3 separate regions of the Homo sapiens genome follow, and all the other regions are linked to region 2. The links are chromatin contacts, found by Hi-C or POLR2A ChIA-PET in ENCODE. All regions are on one chromosome and are shown on one strand. The core of a region is the stretch at or near the end of the contact, and the rest is flanking DNA. Distances in the headings are between cores, read along the strand shown.

Evidence for each region. Hi-C counts contacts between places; a loop is a spot of excess contacts on that map. ChIA-PET counts read pairs that join two places held with the same protein, here RNA polymerase II (POLR2A). Pooled maps may share reads with other maps.
Region 1: a loop to region 2 is called in a pooled map, with 8 times the contacts of the local background. The contact joins the promoter of DOLPP1 here to the promoter of DYNC2I2 in region 2. A Hi-C loop is called at or near these places in 10 of 50 pooled maps. POLR2A ChIA-PET finds 5 or more read pairs at or near these places in 2 of 52 experiments (RWPE1 and activated B cell).
Region 3: a loop to region 2 is called in a map with no recorded cell type, with 2.4 times the contacts of the local background. The contact joins the promoter of PHYHD1 here to the promoter of DYNC2I2 in region 2. A Hi-C loop is called at or near these places in 8 of 168 maps with a recorded cell type or tissue (B cell, CD14-positive monocyte, CD4-positive, alpha-beta T cell and 4 more), 27 of 37 single-sample maps with no recorded cell type and 16 of 50 pooled maps. POLR2A ChIA-PET finds 5 or more read pairs at or near these places in 8 of 52 experiments (CD8-positive, alpha-beta memory T cell, Caco-2, H1 and 4 more).

Annotation. Positions count from the first base shown.
Region 1 is chr9:129,079,742-129,082,441 of GRCh38, forward strand. DOLPP1 (dolichyldiphosphatase 1) reads left to right here and starts at 1,370. Exons shown (of 8, transcript NM_020438.5): 1 at 1,370-1,466. The coding sequence starts at 1,391. RefSeq lists a silencer at 1,068-1,797.
Region 2 is chr9:128,655,590-128,658,289 of GRCh38, forward strand. It overlaps DYNC2I2 (dynein 2 intermediate chain 2), which reads right to left and starts at 1,258. Exons shown (of 9, transcript NM_052844.4): 1 at 952-1,258. The coding sequence starts at 1,137. RefSeq lists enhancers at 670-1,314, 1,288-1,497, 1,315-1,958 and a silencer at 778-1,107.
Region 3 is chr9:128,919,532-128,922,231 of GRCh38, forward strand. PHYHD1 (phytanoyl-CoA dioxygenase domain containing 1) reads left to right here and starts at 1,451. Exons shown (of 13, transcript NM_001100876.2): 1 at 1,451-2,137; 2 at 2,399-2,516.

The sequences.
Region 1 (2,700 bases), core at 120-2,619, 420 kb after region 2:
CTACGAAAAGTACGAAAATTAGCCGGGCGTGCCACTGCACTCCAGCCTGGGCAACAGAGCGAGACTCCGTCTCAAAAAAAAAAAAAAAAAATTAGCTGGGCATGGCGGCTCACGCTTGTAATCTCAGCATTTTGGGAGCCGAGGCAGGTGGATCACCTGAGGCCAGGAGTTCGAGACCAGCCTGCCCAACATGGTAAGACCCGGTCTCTACTAAAAATGCAAAAATTAGCCGGATGCGGTGGTGCGCGCCTGTAGTCACAGCTACTCGGGAGGCTGAGACAGGAGAATCACTTGGACCCAGGAGGCTGAGCAAGATCGTTCCACTGCACTCCAGCCTGGGCCTCAGAGCAAGACCCTGTCTCAAAAAACAAACAAACAGACAAAAACAGCACATGCTAGCGGCAGGAGACAAGAGGCTGAGCCCTCCCAGCCCACCTTACCTGCACTGTAATCCAATCCAGCCAGAGACAGAGTCGGGTAGGAGAGGTGAAGGCGGGTGGGAAGGTGTGGCTGTTCACGCAGGAATGTCTTGGGAAAACTGAGGGGTAGGTGGAAAACCGACTTCTTGTTTGAAATGCTCCCAAGACGCCTCATTAAGTAGCATAGACGTGACTGAATCAATAAATCTTTATTAAATGAATGAAAGGAGGAAGGAGTCCTTAACTGTAGCTAAGCTTCCACTCTTAAGTATCAATTAAGCTTCTCTGTTCAGTCCAGCGTTTAGGGCGCCTACTGCGCGCCCCGCCCCACACACTTTTGACAAAAAGGTCGCCTGCTCTGTGTGACTTGCCCTTTCGCCGGCCAGTATGGGGCAGAGGGAAATAAGCCCCCTCTGCTCTCTGGTCTCAGTTTACTCGTAACTGAAAGTGGGTCGGTTCAAACCCCCTGGAGCTGAGGTTGCCTCTCCTCTTCGAGCACGCGCTATCGGACGCGCAGGTCCCCAAGACCGCGGATCGGCAGGGGGTACCAGGGAAGCCTTCATTCAGGGCGCAGGTCCCAGCCGAACCAAAGCTCCCACCAAAGTTCAACACGCCCCCAAAGCCAGCGCCTGATTGGCCCGCCCTGCCCACAAGCTGAGGCAGCCTCACCTTCTGATTGGCTGTTATGCTCCCTGTTCGGTGCTGGAACCCTCCCCTTCTCTGATTGGCCAGATGCCTACCTGCGCTCGCCCCAGATTGGGCGCCAGCTGGGGCGGCTCGTTGGCTCCCAGGGGCCCCGCTCTCTGATTCGCCGCTCGGGCCAGCCCCCACGGCCTGCACGCTGAATGGCTGCGCCGCTACCTATATTGGCCTCCGATTGGGTGCACGGCGCCTCCCCGGCGTGATAGGTCAGGACCACCGCCCCCCTGGCTCCCCATTGGCTGCTCGAAGAAGCCCGGTCTCCGGGTAAGATGGCAGCGGACGGACAGTGCTCGCTCCCCGCTTCATGGCGGCCGGTGACCCTCACCCACGTCGAATATCCTGCAGGTAAAAGGCGGTCCCGGCTCCAAGGACGCCTTCCCAGGGACGGCCTCTCAGTCCCGGGCGCTCCGGCCTGCTCGAGCCCGCGGAGGGGGCGCCGGGGGACCGGGGTGGGAACTGTCAAATAGTGAACCACGGAGGGGCTCGGCCGGCGCGCGCGCCGCGCAGGCGCAGTGGTGCGAGGATGAGCTGGGCGAAATTGTGAGGCGCTCGCTCGCGCACTCTGCGGCTGCGCGGCCAGGGCGCTCCCCCGGGTCCCGGGGCGCCGGTGGGCTGAAATGGGTTGAGGATCTGTGTGAGGCGAGAAAAGATCCCTGGCCTGGACCTTGGCCCTTCTTCCCCGCCCTCCCCTGTCCCAGAGAGGCCGCACTCCTGTTCCAGCGTGCAGGGAGTGTCTTGTTTCCTTCGAACAGTGCTTTGGGCTGCTTGTAAGAGAAAGAGCTCCCCGTTGCTGGGAGTGTGCAAGCCGAAGCCAGGCTTTTGAGTACTTGTGGTGCCACGCCCTGAGCAGGGCACGATTCCACAACAGAGAGGACCCGATGAGGGGGCGGGCAGCCTCCGGGAACTTGACTTCTGTTGCTTCCCATCAGACACACCTCTCGAAGTGCAGGGCTTTCCAGTTGAGAGGTCCATTAGCGGCGTTCTGGAGGCTGTCTAGTAAGAGTGGCGCAGAGCCTGGGCGTGGGGGTCAGACCCATCTGGGCTCCAGTTGAGGCTGAGGCCTTGTGCAGGTGCCTGCCTCTGCTTAAGTTAATTCATCTCTAAAGTGGGACTGATTACAGTGCTTACCTTCTGGTGATGGTATGAGCATCAAATAGCAGGAGGCACAAGAAGGGCTGAGTACAGTGCCCGGCATGCAGTAAGCGTTCAGTAAATACCTGCAGTTAATGTTATCCCACCTTGCAAGACCCTCCCTGGGTAAGATGGTTGAGTGCCAGGGAAGGCTGGAGCCCCTCATTGAGCCCTGGTTGCCTGGGAAGGGCCTGCTCATGCTGCTGTCTTGCGAGATGTGAGAACCTGGGTCCGCTGAGGGCACCAGGACTGAATGCCAAAGAACGTTGACGCTGGTGTTCTGGGTTGTACTGGGGGTGGTATGGCCCTGCCAGGTCCTGGGCCCTGCCTGCCTGCCTGTCTACCATTCATTCATCCATTCATTCATTCAGTCAATATCCACTGAACACTTCTGAGTGCTAGGCCCTGGGCTAGCTCTGGTTTTTAGAATGCTTAACAGGCCTGAAAT
Region 2 (2,700 bases), core at 8-2,507:
AGAGTGAGACTCTGTCTCAAAAAAAAGAAAAAAAAGAAGGCCGGGCGCGGTGGCTCACGCCTGTAATCCCAGCACTTTGGAAGGCCGAGGAGGGCGGATCACGAGGACAGGAGATGGAAACCATTCTGGCTAACACTGTGAAACCCCGTCTCTACTAAAAAATACAAAAAAATTAGCCAGGCGTGCTGGCGGCCGCCTGTAGTCCCAGCTACTGGGGAGGCTGGGGCAGGAGAATGGCGTGAACCTGGGAGGCGGAGTTTGCAGTGAGCCGAGTTCGCGCCACTGCACTCCAGCCTGGGCGACAGAGCGAGACTGTCTCAAAAAAAAAAAAAAAAAGCCTGAACGCGGTGGCTCACACCTGTAATCCCAGCACTTTGGGAGGCCGAGGAAGGAGGACAGCTTAAGCCCAGGAGTTGGAGACCAGCCAGGGCAACACATGGAGACCCCATCTCTACAAGATAATAAATAAATAAACAGCCAGCGTGGTGGCCCGCGCCTGAGGTCCCAGATACTCTGGATGCGCAGGTGGGAGGATCGCTCAGCACCGGGGGCTGAGGCTGCAGTGAGCCGAGATCGCACCACTGCACTCCAGCCTGGGCGACAGAGCGAGACCCTGTTCAAAAAAAAAAACACAAAACAAAACCAAAAAAAGTTGTTTGAAATGCTTAAAAACTACAGTTCACACAAAATCCTTCAAAACGTGGGATCCTTGGAGGTGTTTTGTTTTTCCACTTTTTGTTGTTAAAAAATGGGCCGAAAGTATCCTCTGGGTCAGTTTCTGTGGAATAAACTGTAAAGGCAAACGGTGGGACGCCCGAACCCGCCCGGCAGCCACGGTGGGACGCCCGAACCCGCCCGGCAGCCACGGTGGGACGCCCGAACCCGCCCGGCAGCCGCGCTGCGACCCCGCCTTCCCGCCCGCGTCGCTCCGCGCGGGGCCCGCGCCCTCACCGTCTCCCAGCGGATGCCCTGGACGGCCCTCCACTGCGAGGGCACGGACGCCACACCCAGGGTCTCGTCCTGCAGCGGCCCTGGCCGCCCCGGCCCCGGGCCGCTCGCAACCCCGACTGTCGCCAGCGCCGCAACACCAGCGCTTCCCGCCTGGCTGAGTGGCCCCGGCTGCGCGCGGGTTGCCATGGAGACGGTTCCGCCCTCTCGTGCGGACGCACTCAGGCGCGACCTCCGCCCCTACGCCGCCATGAGCGGAAAACGGGGAATGTGAGGCTGACGGCGCCATGTTTGAATTGGTCGCAGCGCCTCCTGCAAGACCTGGAAGAAAGAAAAGTAACGATTCTTCTCGGCCAGAGAGAGAAGCATGACCGGTTTTGCATACCCTGTCCCCAGAAAAAGCACTCTAAGAGTAGGCGCGCTACTCCTGGGCGAGGAAACTGCGGAAGTGAGGCATTGGTGCCAGGTTCAAAGATGGCGCTGAGCAGCCAAGCGCAGAAGCGAAGAGAGGGCGGCAGCCTGCGGCCGTGGCCGGCCCGCGAGGTCTGGGCCTGGGAGCGCAGATCTGGCTGAGCAGCTGATTCTTCCAGCAGATCCGAGAACCGCGCCACTCGAACAGGCTGTCACCTCGAAGCCAAGTGATCTCCCTTTAATCCTCAGTCTCTGTCTCAATAGAATGATGATGAAAAATATTCCTACGGAGATCCTAAATGTGGTTAAAAAGCTGGGAGGCCCAAATGAGGTCTTCTACAGAAACATGCTTATTAAATCGAAATTAAAAGCAAATAACTAAATAATGTGCCTACTGTGTGTCAGGCAAAGAGCCCAGAACGTCTCTTTCTTATTAAGTTCTCACCCTGAGGAAAGAATTGCTTTTTATACTATATTATGTCGTTCTGCCATTCCGCGCGCCCCACCGGAATTAAAAAAACTGGAGATTCTGACCTGAGGACTAAAAAATAAAAATAAAGAATAAACAAATAGGCCAGGTGCGGTGGCTCACACCTGTAATCCCGGTACTTTGAGAGGCCAAGGCAGGAGGATCGCTTGAAGCCAGGAGTTCGAAACCAGCCTGAGCAACATAGTGAGAGCCCGTCTCTACAAAAAAAATGTTTTAAAACTTAGCTGGGCATGGTGGCACGTGCCTGTAGTCCCACCTACTCGGCAGGCTGAGTGTAAAGATCCCTTGAGTCCAGTAGTTTGAGGCTGCAGTGAGCTATGATTACACCACTACACTACAGCCTGAGTGATAGAGCAAGACCCTATCTCTAAAAAAATAATAATAGGCCAGACGAGATGGCCAGCACTTTGGAAGGCCAAGGCAAGAGGATCACTTGAGCCCAGGAGTTTGAGACCTGCCTGGGCAACACAGCAAGACTCCCTCTCTACAAAAAAAAATTTTTTAATTGGCCAGGCATAGTGGCACACACCTGTAGTCCCAGCTGCTCCGGAGGCCAAGGTGAGAGGATCCCTGGAGTCAGGGAAATTGAGGCTGCAGAGAGCCCTGATTGAACCACGCTGTGCTTTAGCCTGGACAAGAGAGTGAGACCCTGTCTCAAAATAATAATAATAATAACAACAAAATAATAAAAAAATTCTAAAAAATGATCTGGGAAGGATAGATGCTACTTTTTTTTTTTTTTTTTAAGACAGAGTCTCACTCTGTCGCCCAAGGTGGAGTGCAGTGGCGTGATCTCGGCTCACAGCAACCTCCACCTCCCCAGTTCAAGCGATTCTCATGCCTCAGCCTCC
Region 3 (2,700 bases), core at 201-2,700, 260 kb after region 2:
GAGGCCTGGGTGGCTGCTTGGGCACCTCCTCTACAACTGGACAGAGTCTATCCCTCCTCCCTCCACGGGGACTCTGACCCCTCCAGGTGAACTCAGGCCTGAGCCAAGATTCCCTCCCTCTTCTCCCCCTGCCATGGGCTGACAGGCTGAGCAGCTGGACTGTGACTGCCGGGCTGGGGCCTTCTTTTCTGTTTCCGTGGTGGAGGTCCCTCCCCCAGTTTGGTACCCTTCCCACCACCCCCCGACCCCACTCCCGCCCCCACCCTGGCCTTGAGGCTGTCCAGCGCCTGGAGCAGGAGAGTTCGATCTGGAGCTGGTTTACATTTGGAAAAAACCACCATGTAGAAACACCGCCCACCCACTTCCCAAAGTTGAGCAGAATGAACAGTTAGTGGGAGGCTGGGCCTCTCCCCTCCCCCTCCCCCACCCACCCAGGGCTCTCCACTCTGCCTAAAACCACTGTGGTGGTCTTCTCTCTGATTGTAACAGCAATTTTGGAAGCTCAAAAAAATTGTTTAAATTATATTCCACCCAGCTGGGCGCGGTGGCTCACGCCTGTAATCCCAGCACTTTGGGAGGCCGAGGCAGGCAGATCACAAGGTCAGGAGATTGAGACCATCCTGGCTAACGCGGTGAAACCCCATCTCTACTAAAAAATATAAAAAATTAGCCAGGCGTGGTGGCAGGCGCCTGTAGGCCCAGCTACTGGGGAGGCTGAGGCAGGAGAATGGCGTGAACCCGGGAGGCGGAGCTTGCAGTGAGCTGAGATTGCGCCACTGCACTCCAGCCTGGGTGACAGAGCGAGACTCCATCTCAAAAAAAATAAATAAAATAAAAAATAAATAAATAAATAATATTCCACTCAGAACAGCCCCTGCTAACATTTGGTGAACAACTTGTTCACCAGTTGGTAGGCACTTACTCAGCGCCAGGCCTGGTGCCAAGCTCTTTATCAGCTGCGAAGCATTCATCTTATTTACTGCTCACAGGGGATCCTACTGCTAGCCCCAAATTACAGACTGGGAAAGTAAGGCCTGAACATCTGGGACGCAAACACAGTCTGCTTCACTGAGTCTCTACTACAAGCCTTCTGTGGGGGCTCCCAGGGGAATGGCTGGCCCAGTCCGAGGGGACCTCAGTGTTCTTGGCACATGGTAGGCATCTGTCTTTGTTGGGCAGTTGCATCAGAAGGGTTAAGGACAGCTGGGAACACATCCTGCCTCTAGTGAACCTCGTGGTTCTGTCATCTGCCTGCCCCTCACCCAGCCTAACCCCTCTGAACCAGGAGCCTGAGCTGCACTTACTGCTCCCCCCTGCCCCCCGGACGGCCTGGACCAAGCAGCAGCTCCCAGAGCGGTGGCCCAGCAAACACGACTTGACTCGAGGCCAAGGCTCTTGAGGGCTGAGCAGTGTCCCCATGCACACTCCTGAAACACTTTGTCCCTTCGCCATTCAGAAGGCATCATTTTGGGGAAGGCAGCAGCCGGTTTTTCAGAGCCAGCGAGTGGCCCTGCCAGCTGCTGAGCAGGGCAAGCTGAGAAGGGTGGTGGTGTGCAAGTGTTATTCTCTCTTTTTGTTTTTGTTTTTGTTTTTTGAGATGGAGTCTTACTCTGTCGTCCAGGCTGGAGTGAGTGCCGTGGCATGATCTCGGCTCACTGCAACCTCCGCCTCCTGGGTTCAAGCGATTCTCCTGCCTCAGCCTCCCGAGTAACTGGGACTACAGGCACCTGCCACCATGCTCGGCTAGTTTTTGGTATTTTTATTTATTATTTATTTATTTATTTTGAGACCGAGTCTCGCTCTGTCGCCCAGGCTCTAGTGCAGTGGCCCAATCTCGGCTCACTGCAAGCTCCGCCTCCCGCGTTCACGCCATTCTCCTGCCTCAGCCTCGCGAGCAGCTGGGACTACAGGTGCCCGCCACCACGCCCGGCTAATTTTTTGTATTTTTAGTAGAGACGGGGTTTCACCGTGTTAGCCAGGATGGTCTCGATTTCCTGACCTCGTGATCCGCGCGCCTCTGCCTCCAAAGTGCTGGGATTACAGGCCCGAGCCGCCGCACCCGGCCTGCAGGTGTTGTTCTGACCCCAGCTCCACTGTGCCAGCCCGACTTGAGATGCCAAGTATCTTGGGCCTGAGGGTGGGTAACAGGAAGCATCTCTCTCTCCTCAGCCCCTTCCTCCTACTAAGATACCCCATGTCTCCTACTTTCGTCTGAGCTGCAGATGGATGCGTTAATTCCCTTCCATAATCCTCCCAGGACCGAGAGGGTTTCAGATCGGTGCTGGGAGGGGCCCAGATAGTTCTCCCCAGGACCTCTTCCACCTTTGGAATGCCCATTACCTGGAGAAGGGGGGTGCCGCACATCCCCCAGACCAACCCTGCATCCCATTCTATCCAGATTGAGGCCTAGAGAGAGGCAGGCGTTCCTCAGAGTCACAGGGAATGGCGGCGCCTGGACTGGGACTCAGCCCAGCTGCTTGGCCTGACCCTCTCACAGCATAATTTCCCGGCACCTGGTAAGCAGTGGTGGGGGGTGGTTTCCAGAAGAAACACAGAGGAAGCAGATAAAATCCTTGGAGATGGGAAAGGGCAAATCCTGGATTAGTTGTGGGGGTGGGGGAGATTAGCCTGGAGGTCACAGGCTGATCTGGCTGTGTCTAGGGAAGGAGGGTTGGGTGGTGGGACCGGGTTTTCTCCGGG